Linked DNA regions of Mus musculus: regions 1 and 2 are each linked to region 3. The links are chromatin loops, found by intact Hi-C in ENCODE. Cell type or tissue: left cerebral cortex. All regions are shown on one strand. Region 1 overlaps Etl4 (enhancer trap locus 4). Region 2 has its middle 4.2 kb from the start of Gm23970. Region 3 has its middle 170 kb from the start of Gm23970.

Evidence for each region. Peaks named below come from ENCODE experiments on the same cell type or tissue, not always from the same donor. Only the 100,000 strongest peaks of a DNase experiment are listed, where the experiment ranks them.
Region 1: a loop joins it to region 3, with 3 times the contacts of the local background. A loop is called at or near these places in 2 of 42 quality-filtered maps.
Region 2: a loop joins it to region 3, with 3 times the contacts of the local background. A loop is called at or near these places in 2 of 42 quality-filtered maps.

The regions. Positions count from the first base shown.
Region 1 is chr2:20,290,778-20,295,777 of GRCm38, reverse strand. All of the region lies in intron 1 of Etl4 (enhancer trap locus 4), which reads right to left. Among named protein-coding and RNA genes, the nearest start is that of Etl4, 3.4 kb to the right of the region's middle. In left cerebral cortex, no CTCF peak of the experiment used is centred here; DNase peaks (open chromatin) are centred at 2,249 and 2,822; H3K27ac peaks cover 1,438 bases.
Region 2 is chr2:20,282,183-20,287,182 of GRCm38, reverse strand. It overlaps a transcript of Etl4 not described here. Among named protein-coding and RNA genes, the nearest start is that of Gm23970, 4.2 kb to the right of the region's middle. In left cerebral cortex, a CTCF peak has its summit at 2,120; a DNase peak (open chromatin) is centred at 2,578.
Region 3 is chr2:20,109,140-20,114,139 of GRCm38, reverse strand. It overlaps a transcript of Etl4 not described here. Among named protein-coding and RNA genes, the nearest start is that of Gm23970, 170 kb to the left of the region's middle. In left cerebral cortex, a CTCF peak has its summit at 2,424; DNase peaks (open chromatin) are centred at 2,245, 3,225 and 3,399; H3K27ac peaks cover 1,831 bases.

The DNA of each region.
Region 1 (5,000 bases), 180 kb before region 3:
TTCATTAGTCACTGTTATGTTTTGTATTGGGAATAGGGAGATTGAATAGGTGACTCTTGAATGGGTGTCCTCAGAAGAAGTATAGCTCCTTAGCGTTGGATGATATTTTGGACTATTACTCAATACATAACTTTGTGTCTGATTCTCTTGAAAGATCTCTTATTTATGATGTATAATTGATTCATTAACTTTGACCTGATAGCTAAAAGCATTGTAATTTACTCCTCAAGAAAGCTCAACCAATCCACCCGCTTTCTCCACAGGACATGGAATGTTCCCTTTTACACAGGTATAGTTAGGTCCATGGACCAGTACTGTAACATTGAATCTGGGCTCCATTTTTTTTTTTTACACTATGAAGACATCAAAGATATAGAGAGTACAGGGGGGAAAAGGGGAGAAAAAAGCATGGGACTACCCTGACCGTGAAAGGAACACATGTTTATGGTGTGCTTTGTGCAACTCAAATTTATTTCTGCCCTGTACTTGCTTTTGAATGTCTGCAAAAGCACCATTATTATGAACTCTGAGACTGAAAATATAGTTAGTTGAGAAAGTGAATTTGCAAATGGAGAATCCAAGGGTAATAAACATCAATACTATTTATTATGGGGTAGGATGTGATTGATGATCAAAAAAGTTCTTTTTTTTTTTTTAAAGTATGTTCCAGCTTAATCCAGATGAAGCTGAACTTTTGTTAAAGCTGTATTTAAAACCTGGACTTTTCTTGTCTTTACAGGATGCTTCTAAATTACAGTTTATCATAAAAGGTGTTATAGCCCAGCTTCCCTCTGGAAGTCCTGACTTTGCTTTAATCATCTCCAGGGCTTGAACTAAACTCGGGTCTCAGGTATTGTTTAGGGGAAATCCCTCATTCAAAAGCACGAGGGAGAATTTTACCTAGTAAAGCAAGAGGAAGAGATCATTATCTTATCATCAAACAGTGTGGCTTTCTGAGACTGAGAAATCCGACCCCTGCTGTCTTCCTTTTATTCTGTCCCAGAGTTCTATGCAAAAAGACACTTGTTTCAAGGTTGCGTCTGGGCTGCTCCTGAAGCAGGATTGGAGCTGTAGATGTAGGACCCTTCTGGATGGTTTCAACTTGTAAGGTTTCACATGAAGCCAAAACCCAAGAGGATTATTGGGCTTGCTTTTTTTCTTCAGGCTGTATATAGTGACTCTTTTTATTTGTTTGTTTTGTTTATTTTTTGAGACCACGGATGTCCTGGAACTCTCTATGTATGGTAAATCTTCTGTCCTTTCTTTTTTAACTCTGTGCACAAATTAAATGCCATCATCAAGTCCTCCTGAGGGTGGAATGATACTGCAGGAAACATGTTACTGGGTGGGTGGGTAGGGAAGAGTGGGTTAGAAAAGCTTTTGTTTTGTAGCTGCGTCTGCCACAGCTAGTCCATCACATTGGTTTTACTTACAACATAAGATCAACAAAAACATCCAGACTGACAATCCAATGCAACAAGCAAATAGCAAGCACTGAAGAGCAGAACTGTATCTTCAAGAAGCCCAAAGCATCATGGATCGAGCTGTACACTTTTTGCACAACACCCAGGTGACTTGCATTTTTACCACAGTGTTACTGATTTCTTTTGCTTCAAGAGAGACCCACATCTTATTTGAATCTCATTTCCGCAACGATAACACGGAGACAACAGTACTTCCCAGCAATCTGTCCCTTTAGGAAAACCAGCTGATTCTTTCTTATGCTTTGTTGAAGACAAATTCCAGATGAAAATACCCTTGTAACATTCCACAGGTCTCATATATTGTATGAAGTTATGCATATAAGGGCATCCTTATAATTTCTGGCTTTGTTATTCTTCTCTACCTAATTCCATACCTTTGCCAAAGAGCTTAGCCTACTAGAGGTCATGTTTTCACAGCTGCAGACCAGTTTCTAATTGCACTGGAAATTATAGGCCCTCATAGGGTGAACAGACCCATTGCCTCTGGGCTTCACCTTTAAGAACTGGTTGTTTAATGCTTCATCATTCTGCTTCTGAATCCTACCTGTTGGTCAGTCGCCACTTCCCACGCTTCCTCTCCAACACTACCTGGGGTTGCCATCCCACAGGGTGTGAGAGTGGGGAGATCAGAGAGTCAGGAAAACCCTCCAGGCCCCAGAGAAGGAAAGAAGGGCACCTGGCTCTTTACAGCTTCCCTTGCTTTTCAGCAACCACGCGTTTCCTTCCTGTCGCGGAGCTGAGAACATATGCGGCACCATGTGACACCTGGCAGCCGATTTCTGCAAAGCTTCATGTCTGGAGAAGGGAAGGCTGACTCACGCTTTCTTCCACTGAATGTGTGAAACCTTTCAAGAAAATTTGGAGGCAGAAAAGCCAAAGGATTTTGATGATGCTCTTCATTGCTATTAAATCAGTATTTTTAAAAAAAGAATAAAAGAATCTACTGCTTCTATTTCTGATCTTTACAAAAAAAAAAAAGCAACCTGAAAGATGTTAAGTGCCAAAAGAAGGTACCATTTTATTTTTAGGTACCTATGGTTTTCAGATCATCTTCTTAAGCTTTGGCTCTCAGGACAATGGCTCATACTCTTCACATTTTTATTAAAATGAAGATATTGCAAGGATTGGAGAGCTAAAACATGACATGATTGTCATTAAAATAATGCATTTCAAGTTTTTTGTTTTTTTGGTTTTTTTGTTTTTTTTTTTGGCTACCACTGCCGAGCGTCACTCATAGACATTGGTTTCTAACACCGTGCAGAGAATACCAGAGGGAGGACCTACTTATGTTCTGTGTTGTAGAGGAAATGACTGATTATCTCTCACCACCCAAAATGGCCACAGGAACAGGCCACTCACACAGACATCCGGGTTCACTGTTTGGATGCTTCTTTCAGTGAAAGAATTTTATATGTTGCATGCAATTTCAACACTGTCCAACAAGAGGCCCTTTCAGAGGTAATGGGATTATCAAGTGTTTACCTAAACAGGCTTTCTTTAATTTTATTTGCATGGATGTTTTGCCTGCATATATGCCAGTGTCCACAGAAGCCAGAAGAAGGCATCAGGTTTCTTAGAATTGGAGTTATAGATGGTTACGAGCTGCCAAATGGGTTCTGGAAATCAAACTTGGGTCCTGTGGATTAGTAGCCAGTGCTTTTAACCACTGAGGTATCTCTCTAGCCCACTTAACATGGTTTCTTTATCATACAATTTAGGACACTTTCCAATGGAAAATGTGCCTGTGATATGAAGCAGGTCTATAAGCCACATCATGCTTACGTGATACAGTGCAATGAGGAGCAAGGCATATTGGACTTGGGATCATCTAGTTGAGCCTGAACCATCGTTATATTTCTGTGACACTCTCAAGTTCAGAAAGCAAGAGTTCCATCAGCTTCCATAATGCCAGACACTGCAACAGAAGCCAGAAGCACTAACCACAGGCTAAATGGTAGTCAGATATTCTCTGTTCCAGAGCTCTGTTCAAATGCTCAGCTTTCCACTGAACAACTGCATGACCTTGAAGCAAGCACGACATCAGCCATGCAGAGCCTGTTCTCTAATGGGTAGGTAACAAAACGTTCCCCTTTGGCACAACTATGAGGATTAAAGATGTCACATAACTGTTAGGCATGAGGCACACATGGATGGGACAGAGAACAGCTCTCACTTTGTGCATTGTGATTATCTATAATACTGAAAACCAAAACACACTTTTTTGCCTCCAAACCCTAGCAAACTAAGTTCAAAGTGTGTTTTTCAAATATATTATCTAGTTGGGGATTAAAAAAAAAATCTCTGGATATGTTCTGCTCTGCTTATCAAAGGCTGCCTCTAGTGCTTTCCCAACGGTGTATAAATTACACAGGCCACTCTTCCCCCTCCAGACCAACCCAAACCACATTCCATGTGGTAATGGGTCAATTTCTTTACTTTTTTCGCCCTTCTACCACATTCCACACCCAAAAAGATGCCAGTTTTCAGTTCCTTTGAAAGTGAATTCTCATCTGTATTTTTTTTTAAAAAGCCCTTTAAAGTAGTTGTAAATTCTTTGAGAGCCCTCCAACCCCAACCATCAGCAAGTAGTCACCAGAGAGAATTACTGCTGCTTTCGCCAGAATCCTCCCACAGAGAATGGAGGCTTTGTAGTGAGCAGCACATCCAGCCATGGTTGACTCTTTGATCTTTGATACTTTGGACAACTCTAAAGAGAAAGGCATTCCAGCCCCAACCACACACAGAGAGGGACACAGGTTATTTATTGAAGCCCCCTGACTCTGAGCTTAGCCTGGCTCTCTAAAGACTCACATACACACATCACTCTGACTAGCCAAATTGCTCCTGTCCCTTGCAGTTGTATCTAATAGGAAGGGAGTGGGAGGTGGTGTGGGAATGTCTGCTCTTTGGCTTCTCCCTGGGGTGAGAAAGGTAGCTTGGCAGAGGCAGTCACAACAATATTTATAAAGACAGTAGAAAATAGAGTCCATATGTGTACAAAGGGAAATCAGAGTAAATCACTAGGGTGAAGAACCCTCTCGATTCCATTTCTGAGGTCTGGCAGCTTCTGGAAGAGTGAACAGAGCCAGTCACTCTAGGCTTCAGTACATAGAGCCCCTTATTCACATGTGGCCTTTTTCTGATCAAGTCCGACAGCCCTGAAACTTCCCAGATGACTCAAAGCAGACTCTAGCTCTCTCAACTCAGACACTGTTTTGTAAGCCTGGTCACCCCAGGAACTTCGTGTATCAGAGCTGATACTGACCTGGAAACTATAAGTTCTTGCTTCTGAAGTTGCTGAAGGACAGCTTAGTAGCTTCCTATCAATGACTCCTAAAACTTCATATCCAGGACCTGCCTTCTGTCTGGTGTGCTGGCTCTGTGATGTGTCTGACTTTCGGACTGGGTTTCAATATGAAATTCCCACACAGTTCATATTGTTGGACTCCTGGCTCTGAGCTGATGGTACTGTTTTGGGAGGTTTGGGAAACTTTGGGGGTAGAGCCTGGCTCTTTC
Region 2 (5,000 bases), 170 kb before region 3:
TGGTAAGAGTTAGATGTTGTGTGCATGACACAAATAATCCTGAGCTATTCCTACCTTTCTTTTTCCTTAAGTTTTGTCATTGGCTGTGACTACCCTAAACTCCCATGACTCCACACAAGGCCCTAGCCTGCATTGATTCCACAGGTCACAACTCCACCTGCTTCCCCACAGGATCTGTCCACTTCCCTTCTGTTCCAAAGATTGGTATAAGTGTCTTTTACCCTCAATGTTATGTTCTTCTTCACCCCACTTGCATAAGCCACTGCATGAGAGGAAGAAGAACAACATGAAATGTAAGATGGGAGACAGCAGATAAGCTGTGTGTCCCCAGCAGGCACTCTGTGTGTATACAGCAGGTACTCTGTGTATATACAGCAGCCACATTGTGTGTACAAAACAGGCACTGTGAAAAAGCACAGGGAAATGCATGCCTTAATTATTTGCTTGTTACTGGGATTTATTATGAAGTAATTAATAATTATAACCCATTGTTTAATTACCTTTATGATATAATTCTGTAAATCAATTCTGGAGAATTCAGACTCACTGGGGCACAGAATTGAGAAGCACAATAATTTCCCAATACAGTTTTATTAAATTTTATCTAAACAGGGGTAACTTTGGTTATGTTACTAAATATGGTCAAGTAGAAGCCCACAAAAGGTTGTGTTTGAATGTGTGACTAAGAACATGTGCCATGCATATTCAGTTGTTTAAAGAACTTAGGTAAAGCACTTGGTTTAAACAAACAAAAAACAAAACCAAATCAACCAACCAATAACAACAACAAAACCCCCAAAGCGACAACAACCCCCCCCCTTTTCTTTAAATAAAACTAAAGAGCCTGAAATGGTTTGAATATTGTCACCCAGTTTATGGGATTGAGAGAGAAAGTTGATACATATTAACAAGTCAACAGAACTCTAAATTATTGTTAACAAACCAGACAATCTCGAAATAAAAGAACTATGCAACTACCGAGTATAAATTAATGAATTTTTAAATTGCAAATTACTGTATTAGCCAAATTACTGAAATAGCCTGTGATTCAAAACAACAAGCCAGCCATTAGAATGTTATCCCATGACAACATAATCTTTATGGGAAAAGCAGTTGTAAAATTCACCTTTAAAAATGATACCATTGGCCGGGCAGTGGTGGCACACACCTTTAATCCCAGCACTTTGGAGGCATATACAGGCAGATTTCTCAGTTTGAGGCCAGCCTGGTCTACAGAGTGAGTTACAGGACAGCCAAGGCTACACAGAGAAACCCTGTCTCGAAAAACCAAAAAAAAAAAAATTGTGTATTAGTTATATGTTTAATGGGTTTCATAATATATTCATTCAAGCATATCACATCCTTTGGCTCTCCATTGCCATCTTTCCCCCTTTCCTTCCACTGTTCCCCCTCTTCTAAAATACTCTCATTTTTGTTTTCTTGTTATACACTTATCCAGTGGTCTCCAGTTTTATCCACTGTCTTGAAAATGACATAATTCATTCATGTATATGGTTGAATAAAACTATAATGAATATAGGCAACATTCTCTATATCCTATGCATGGGCCCATTGATGGACATCTAAGCTAATCTATTTTTATAACAATCTTTCCCAAGTTATGTAACCTTGTTCCTCAAATTAGATAGAAATAAAAGAACAAAACACGCAAGTTTTCCCAAATACGAAGTAGTGAATAATGTTTAGAGTAAAAGAAATACTACTTAAGGTTTAAGTATGGCTCTCATTCCAGTTTGGAGGATCAGGAGTTTAAGAGCATCCCCAGCTATATAAAAAATTTGAGGCCAGCCTTTTGCTCATGAGACACTACTTGAGAAAAGCAAACCAACCAACCAAACACCACCACCCATCCAAGTTATTGAAAGAACATAAAAAGGAGAGAATTTAAAAACATAGTTCCTCCTAAATACATCACTTTAGACTTTTGCTAGTCATTACTGGTTTGATGAAGGCAAAGATGGTGGTCAGAGCTAGCAGACAGTTCCCCATCTCTAGAGCATCAGGGTGGTCCACGAGGGAGGGCTGGCACAACAAGAATACTCCAGCCTAGGAGAGGGGCAAGCTGTCTTTGTTGGTTCAGCAATGTGCCCCAGTGGCTGGCCAGAGGTGGTGCAATCTAGAAAGGCATGTGACCTAGAGCTGGTCTGAGCTGAGCTCCAGGGACAGAAGAGATTAAGAATGTGTGTGTGTGTGTGTGTGTGTGTGTGTGTGTGTGTGTGTGTGTGTGTGTGTGTGTTTGTGTGTGTGTAACTTTGAGTGAATATGAGATTGACTGAAAGCTATAGGGAGGAGCATCAAGGAGAACCATAGAGTTAAAAGCCCCCTTCATTTATATTTTTTGGCTTGCTTAGCAGACTCTTCATCTTAAATGTCAGTGTCTTAAAAAAAAAATATCTCTACACAGCTTTGAGCGACTCAGAGCAGCAGGTTTTCTCCTGCTAGACCACAGCCAATTCATCCTTGCTAAAGAGCAATGGAATGTAGTGACTAAGAATGTCTTTCTGAGACAACCAGGCCTGAATTTAGACATCATCTGTCTCAACTAACTTTGGCTGTCAACTTGACACAGCACAGCACAGAGTCATCAAAGGGAGTCTCAGGAGATTTCCCAGATCAGATTGGCCTATGGCCACGCCTGTAATAGATTGCTTTGAATGATGATTGGTGTGGGAGATCCCAGCCCACTGTAGGCAGCAACATCCCTAGATAGAGGGCTATAGGCTAGCCTGTGAGAAAGCCAGAAAGCAGGCAGGGAAGCAGTTATCCTTCATGGCTCTTGCTCTGCCATCCCTCAGTGATGGACTCCTACCTGGAAGTGTAGTCTGAACCAAGTCCTTTCCTCCTTTAAATGGCTGTGGGTCAAAGTGTTTTATCATAGCAACAGGATGAACTTAGAGCATCATCCCATCATGGGTCCACTCGTGTTTCTTACATCCTGGAGCGTTTCTCCACCACACACCCAGCAATCACTCTGTTCTTCAGGATCCTGGTATTTAGGTTACCACTTTATCCATGGCAGGTCTGAGCAAGCCAGATGACCACTCACAGATTCAGTTCTCTCATCTACAAAGTGGAGCTGATAATGATGGCCATAACAACATTCCTTTGCCATTTAGTTGTCTTGCTCACTGAAGACGTATTTGTGACCCATGCGGTAAATGACTTATCATACGGTAATAAGTCTAAATGTCCAGTTCACATCACTTATAGCATATGCCTATGAAAGCACGTGCTTTCCACTTATAGTCTCCACTAGAATATGAGCTCTTCTGGTGAGAAAATATGTTGTAGTTATTTTTTTTAATACAAAAAGTAAAACTTATTATATAGTTAAATCATCCATTCAACAAAAATCCATTGAATTACTTTTCTCTCACCAACATTATTATGCTAAGCATGCTAAACAAACAAAGGAAGGGGTTGGAGAAGAAATTTTAAGTATTTTAAGTAATGCCATTTGTTAAGTAAAGATGACTGATAATGATTCCATTCTCTCAACTGACCTATATTATTTAAATTATAAATAAGGTAAAATTTTAATTCAAATATTTTGACCTTGACAGCAAAATCACTAACATATTATAGTCTTCTGGTGTTTGAGAGTTAACTGAGCTCCCAATATACTACATAGCATAGAGCTGGTTCCATATTGATTAGTTATTGTTGGCAACTTGATACAACCTAGAGTCACCTGGGAAGAAGGAATCTCACTTGAAGAATTGTCCAGATGAGACTGGTCTGTGACCACCTCTGTGAGCAGAGCGAGCAAGCCAGCATCCTCTCTGGGTTCTGCCAGCATTCCTCTCTGGGTTCTGCTTTTGCCATCCTTCAAAGATTGGTTGTGACCAGGAAGTATAAGTCAAATAAATCCCTTTCTCTTCAAGTTGCTTTTGGTCAGAATATCTCATCACAGCAATAGAAAGCAAACTAGAACAGTCACCAACCTGCATGTTGCATTCCTCGACACTTGACATTACATGTTAAACAGTACACTGTGATGGTGAGTGCTAATTGTCAGCCTGACAGAATCCAGAGGCAGGAAACAGGCCTTGGATTACTCCTGTAGGGGATTATGTTGATTATGTTAATTAAGGTTGGGGGAGACCCACCCATGGTGGACAGCACTTTTCCTTGACTAGGATTTTTAATTGTAGAAATAGAGAAAGAAAACTGAGCAACAAGATGCTTTTCCTGCTCTTTCCTTCTGGCCCTAGACAGAATGGGAACAGCTGCTTTCATCTACTTCAACTTGCCCAGTGCAATGCAGTATAATCTGAATTGTGAGCGAAATAAATCAACCCCTTCTCCCTTAAGTTGCTTTTGTCAGATAATTTAATCATAGCAACAGGAAAAATGACTACGACACGTACTTTCCCTGAACTGAGTTTTAAAACTGCAAAACACTAGAGAGTATTAGAAGATATTAAGCATCCTTACAGCAATGCTGTGAGCTCTGTAGTAATCTTAATAAGTTAACAAAGAGCATATGAATTTTCATTACTGTAATATTTTAATATTTTCCCCTCTATAATGAATATGGGGGTTGATCCACCATTCAAAATTACTTTCCATTAGTGGAGAATTCTCTTCATTGTAGAGACCTGCTCCAGCATCTCACAATTGAAGGAAGCTAAATGGGGGTCAACTCTGTGCCCCCCGAACCCTACATGGCTGCCTCTTTGGTGGGCAATGTCCAGGTGCCTAACTTGGCTCTACTCCAAGTACTGAGGGAATGGTGCAAAGACAGTGGGGCTGAGTGGTGGCTATAGTTGAGAGTATCTTGTAGTGATGGGCAGCAGAGAAACATGCTCTGCCCATACTCTACCCGTTTCTTCATTTCCACAGCCAATCTAGTTCTGTTGCTACCCTCAGGTACAGGCAGTCTGTGAGCCCACAGTCTCCTAGGCCAAACCACAGTATGTTACTCGAAATTAGGAACACTACCTGGGGCAAACACACAGCCGTCAATCTGTTCTCTG
Region 3 (5,000 bases):
TGTCTGGATGAGTAAGAGCAGAGCTACTGGAATTTGTGTCCATAACTTGCACTGTTTTGTATGCCTTGTACTTAGCACAGAGTCTGGCACACTGGGCATGTGTAGCACTTGCTATTTTCTACAGAAAATGTAAACAACATGGTGGCTATGCACTTATACTTAGTTCTTGGTGCTCCTCACAAAGGTTACCAAATCCTGAGGGTTCATAAGAGACCCTGAACCCTGAAATAGCCTGAGGTTATGGCTACAGCCTTGAAAAACAGTCCTGTTGAGGGTATAGTGATTGACAGGCCAATCCCCACACTCAGAGAGTCATCAATACATCAACTCTAGAGGGTGGTGGTGAGATGTTTGGGTCTCCTAGCCAAAGACTGAGGATAATGGATAATCGTGTTGAAAGGAGGGAAACTGCCTGTGTTGCTGGAGGATGAGTACCCAAGATCAAAGTGGCCATTCTGTCACAGGCTTGAGTAAGAAGTAAGCACTAAGACAGGGCTGCCACCTTATGCAGTGGGGCTGGAGGGGACCTGTAGCTTCACAAAGCTACCTTAGGTTAGCAATTTTGCTATTGCGAGGCCTACCTGGAAGGTGGGCAAAAAGACAGGCTCTCCTGTAAAGCTTGGCTCTGATTGACTGAAGACTGAAGGGGTAGGATGAGAGCCTGCAGACTATTGGCCCTCAGCTGAGGGCCGAGGAAGCTAGACATGGATAGTCTCTTATTTGGGATGTATGTTTCAAAACATAGTGCAAGCAAGTGCACTGTAGATGTTCAAATTCTGGCACTTGATGACATGATAAAGACAGTAAGTGGAAAGATGAAAACTCCATGGTCATTTCCATTCAAGTCCTCCAACTCTACAGAACATATTATGTGACAGAGTTAAGTATGTGCTTTGATGGTCTAAAAGACCAAGGTTCAAATTCCAGGACCTTCACTGCCTTTGTTAGTCACATACTCCATTTTATTGGCTTTCTCCAATCTATTCTTGGGATAAAGAGAGTGACTTCTAAGGTCAGTTTTGTGAAAACTGTCACAATCCCAGTTATCCAAAGGCATGATAACACAGCACAGGAGAGTGGCCAAAAGCCTTGATGTGGAGCCAAAGCTTTTCCTCTGTGTGTGTGTGTGTGATCTAGTCCCTAGGTACTGGGTTATTTCTCTGAGTTCAGGCATGCACATTTATAAAGCACAGATGCTAATCTTACCTTAGAGTATCATAAGAACTTCATGAATTGATGTATATGAAATGTAGCCCTTGGGTGGTACACAGGAATCAGTAAACAAGACTTGCTGCTGTCTCCTGTCTCTGCTTGTTGTTTTCCAACATAGTGTTTCTTGCAGTGTGTTTAGTGTTTCATGGTATCACTAGGAGGCCATCCCTTAAGGTATAATTCAATATTTTGTACCATTGTCGATCATATTTTAAGGCTAAGACAATTTAGAGTATGAAAACATGGAATTTGCAACTCACTTCCCAAGTGTCAGGAAATCCCAGTCTCCATGGTAAACCAGTGAGCAGCCGCAAACTGTGCCTCTGGCACATTTTTCACACTTAGATGTAGTCATTAACTGTCTCCTTGGTCACCTTTCCTCTGCATGTGAGAAGGATCAGAGAAGGTATTGGGCCACAGGGAGTAGAAGGGAAAAATCATCCCAGGAATAATTACTTAAACTTGAGACCAAATATCAACAAAACATCAGCAAAAATGTGCTGGCCAGTAAATCAAAGAGTCAGGAATTTACTGGTAACAGCACCCCTGAAAATATTCCATAGGTATTTGAATAATGAAATCTGTCATTTGAAATTCTTGGTGTTAGCTGCACATCTTGTTTACAGAGTGTTAACAGTGACCCTCATGTTTATCTTTTTTCTATATGCTAATTATAATTGGATTTTGCAACCATAATTCTCATTCTCTCTTCCTTCCTCTGCAAAAGTCAGCATCAGAAGGTGAACTGATGTAAACAGCCTCTCCGAATGAAGCTTCCCTGTACTGCAGCCATGGCTCATTTGCAAGCAGCAGAGTTTATTTCTAGTAGCAATAAGTGATTTACCTTTCAGCAGAGTGAAACATGCCAGCATGTGCAATGTTGCAGTTTGGAACTTCAATCTAGTATGATCCTTCCATTTCTCTGTCCAACCAATGTGAAGCTCAGAGAGTATAAATAAACTATTGGAGGAGCAAGTGCCATCAGGCCACCCACTTGAAACCATATCAGCTGACTAGAACCCATTATACAGGACACCATACTTCCCTCCATGAGGGCCTGATGTTATTCAAGTGAATAGCAATTCAGTAGTGCTGAATGTGATTTAATTTTCAATTCAGACATATGCCATCTTCCCACACAGAAGAGTCATCTACTCCTTACTTAGACACTGGACCACTTTTAACAGGTAGGTGGCTATACTGCATTTTCAAAATATCTAAGACTCATTCTAAAATCAACATTTCATGCTCACACATTATAATGCAAATGTATGTACCCAGGACTGAAAATATGTCTATAAAAATAAAGTTGTTTTTTTTTTAAAAAAAGAAAAAACCTGGACTACCATTGCTTAGATGATTTTGTGTTTTTATGAAATTATTTATTAGAGCAGAGAATGTTTAATTCCAATGACAACAGTGCCTGCAGCAGTGTTTAATAGCCATTTACTTTTATCCAGGCAGAAAATTGACATTAGAACAAGCCTATTTTGATGAAAAAAACATTATAGTTTTTTCATGGGAAATATACTTTTTCAAATATTATTTAAAAATACACGTAGAAAGTATGGCCTCAACCTTAGTTATTAAATGATAGGTTTTTTCTTTTATTTTTTGGTTAACAATTATATCCAAGAGAGCTTTTGCTAGCATCCTGGCAGTACAGGAGGCATGGGAGCCTGGAGACGCTCAGGAAGAACAGATATCTCATAAAAAGAAATGAAAAATATTCTTCCTGAATGGATTGACAGCTATTCATTTTCTCAATAGTTAGGCTGCAGATGTTAGAAAATACCAACCTTTATGTGAAACAATGATCTAGCCACTGTATCTTGAGCCAGGCTGATTGCCAGGAAAGCCCTGGTTTGGTAACAGATGGAGAAAAACAAATCTCTGTATGAAGAACTATATAGATAAGCCAGAGATTTAGGCAAATCCATTTTTTTCTCATTCTTGGTACAGCCCCAATCCCAGTGCCAACACAAATGGAGAGGCACCATGCTCTTGGGGCAGGGCAAGCTTTGCCAAAGTTCTCTTCAGCCCGTTTGTCAGCTGATCTTCCAATCCTTCATGCCAAAGCTGGCTTCATCAACAAGTAGAGAAAGAATAACAGTAGCACAGGAGCCAGAAGAACCGATGTGAAGAATGCATCCTGGGATTATACTAAGGACAAGAATTCTGTAGTGCTTTAGTGGCATGAAGCTTCTGGATATGTGGAATCAAGGGCCTGGGTGTACCTGGGCCAGGAATAGCAGATGAGTAGGCAGAAAAGAGAGAGAGGCACCAGCAAACTCCAAGTCATCTCCATTGCAAATCCAGAGAGAGTGCGAAGTGCAAAGCCAGAGCCAAAGGTCCAGAGAAGACAAGATACCCTCAAGGTTAAGAGGTATTTTTGACCTTCTGGGCTTGCATGAGGACAGAGATTTCTCATTCTCTCAAATAACAAGATTCAGAGAGCAGGCGTTAGTCCAATTAGGTAGCTGTCGATCACCACTTAAGATATAAGTGGCACTACTGAATCTCTGGGCCTATCTTCCTATGTTGGTCACTGCTGTTTCACAGGTATCACAGCGGAATAGAACCTTTCCCCCCCCATTTACACCATTTCTGGTACCATGAGAACAAATTCCCAAGGGAGAGGATTTCAGGTCAGTTCAAGCTAGATTCTTCTGAGTCCTGTTTCCATTCATCTCTTGCAGGACATAGTCATTTCCAAAGGTATAGTTGTGGCATTCCTATATTGGGTATAACCAACAGCTGCCTAATTAAACTTAAAGCTCACTTAGTAAGACAGAACTTATACCTGGTGCTGTTGTAGTAAATATTTACTCTAAATTGAGGGGATTTTTGACCCCACCTTTTATCATTCAGTTCCCAGATAAAAGACATAAAACCTTTTATATTTATGATAAGCCTTTTTTAAAAAGTAGAGCAAAGCAAATATCTACTCTCTGTGCTATTATATCTATTTCCTTGTCAACAACTCTAAGATATGACTTGTTATATTCCATCTGGGCCTACCTTCTACTGGTCAGGCCCTATGGCCGTGTTTTCATGACTCACCTACCCCATAGTATCTCTTTCCTCCACATTCTCTTCATCTCCCTTCATGGTCTCTCCTCAGACCCCAACTCTGTCTATCTCTCTTCTGCCCAGCTATAGGCTGTTAGCATCTTTATTCAACCAGTAGGTTTTATTTTAATATTTTTAAATTAGATATTTTTTCATTTACATTTCAAATGCTATCCCAAAAGTCCCCCCATACCCTCTCCCCCTCCCCTACCCAACCACTCCCACTTCTTGGCCCTGGTGTTCCCCTGTACTGGGGCATATAAAGTTTGCAAGACCAAGGGGCCTCTCTTCCCACTGATGGCCCACTAGGCCATCTTCCGATACATATGCAGCTAGAGACACGAGCTCTGGGGGTACTGATTATTTCATATTGTTGTTCCACCTATAGGGTTGCAGACCCCTTTAGCTCCTTGGGTACTTTCTCTAGCTCCTCCATTGGGGGCCCTAAACTTGAGGATTCTCTCATCTTGGGGCAGCCAGACCTTGAGATTATTTAGTATTTAGCATTACAATACACAGCAAAAAAGCAAACCTCAGCATGGTACTATAAATCTAGCAAAGTACCCACATTTAGGAAGCAAAAGAACCTAGAAGATAATCCCCAATAGCTAAAATCCAGTTTAAGTTATAACTGTGCTTTAAACACTTATTCTTATACATATGCCTGTGGAGATAGTAGAGCTCTCAACCCTTAACTAGAAAATCTATTTGCAGCA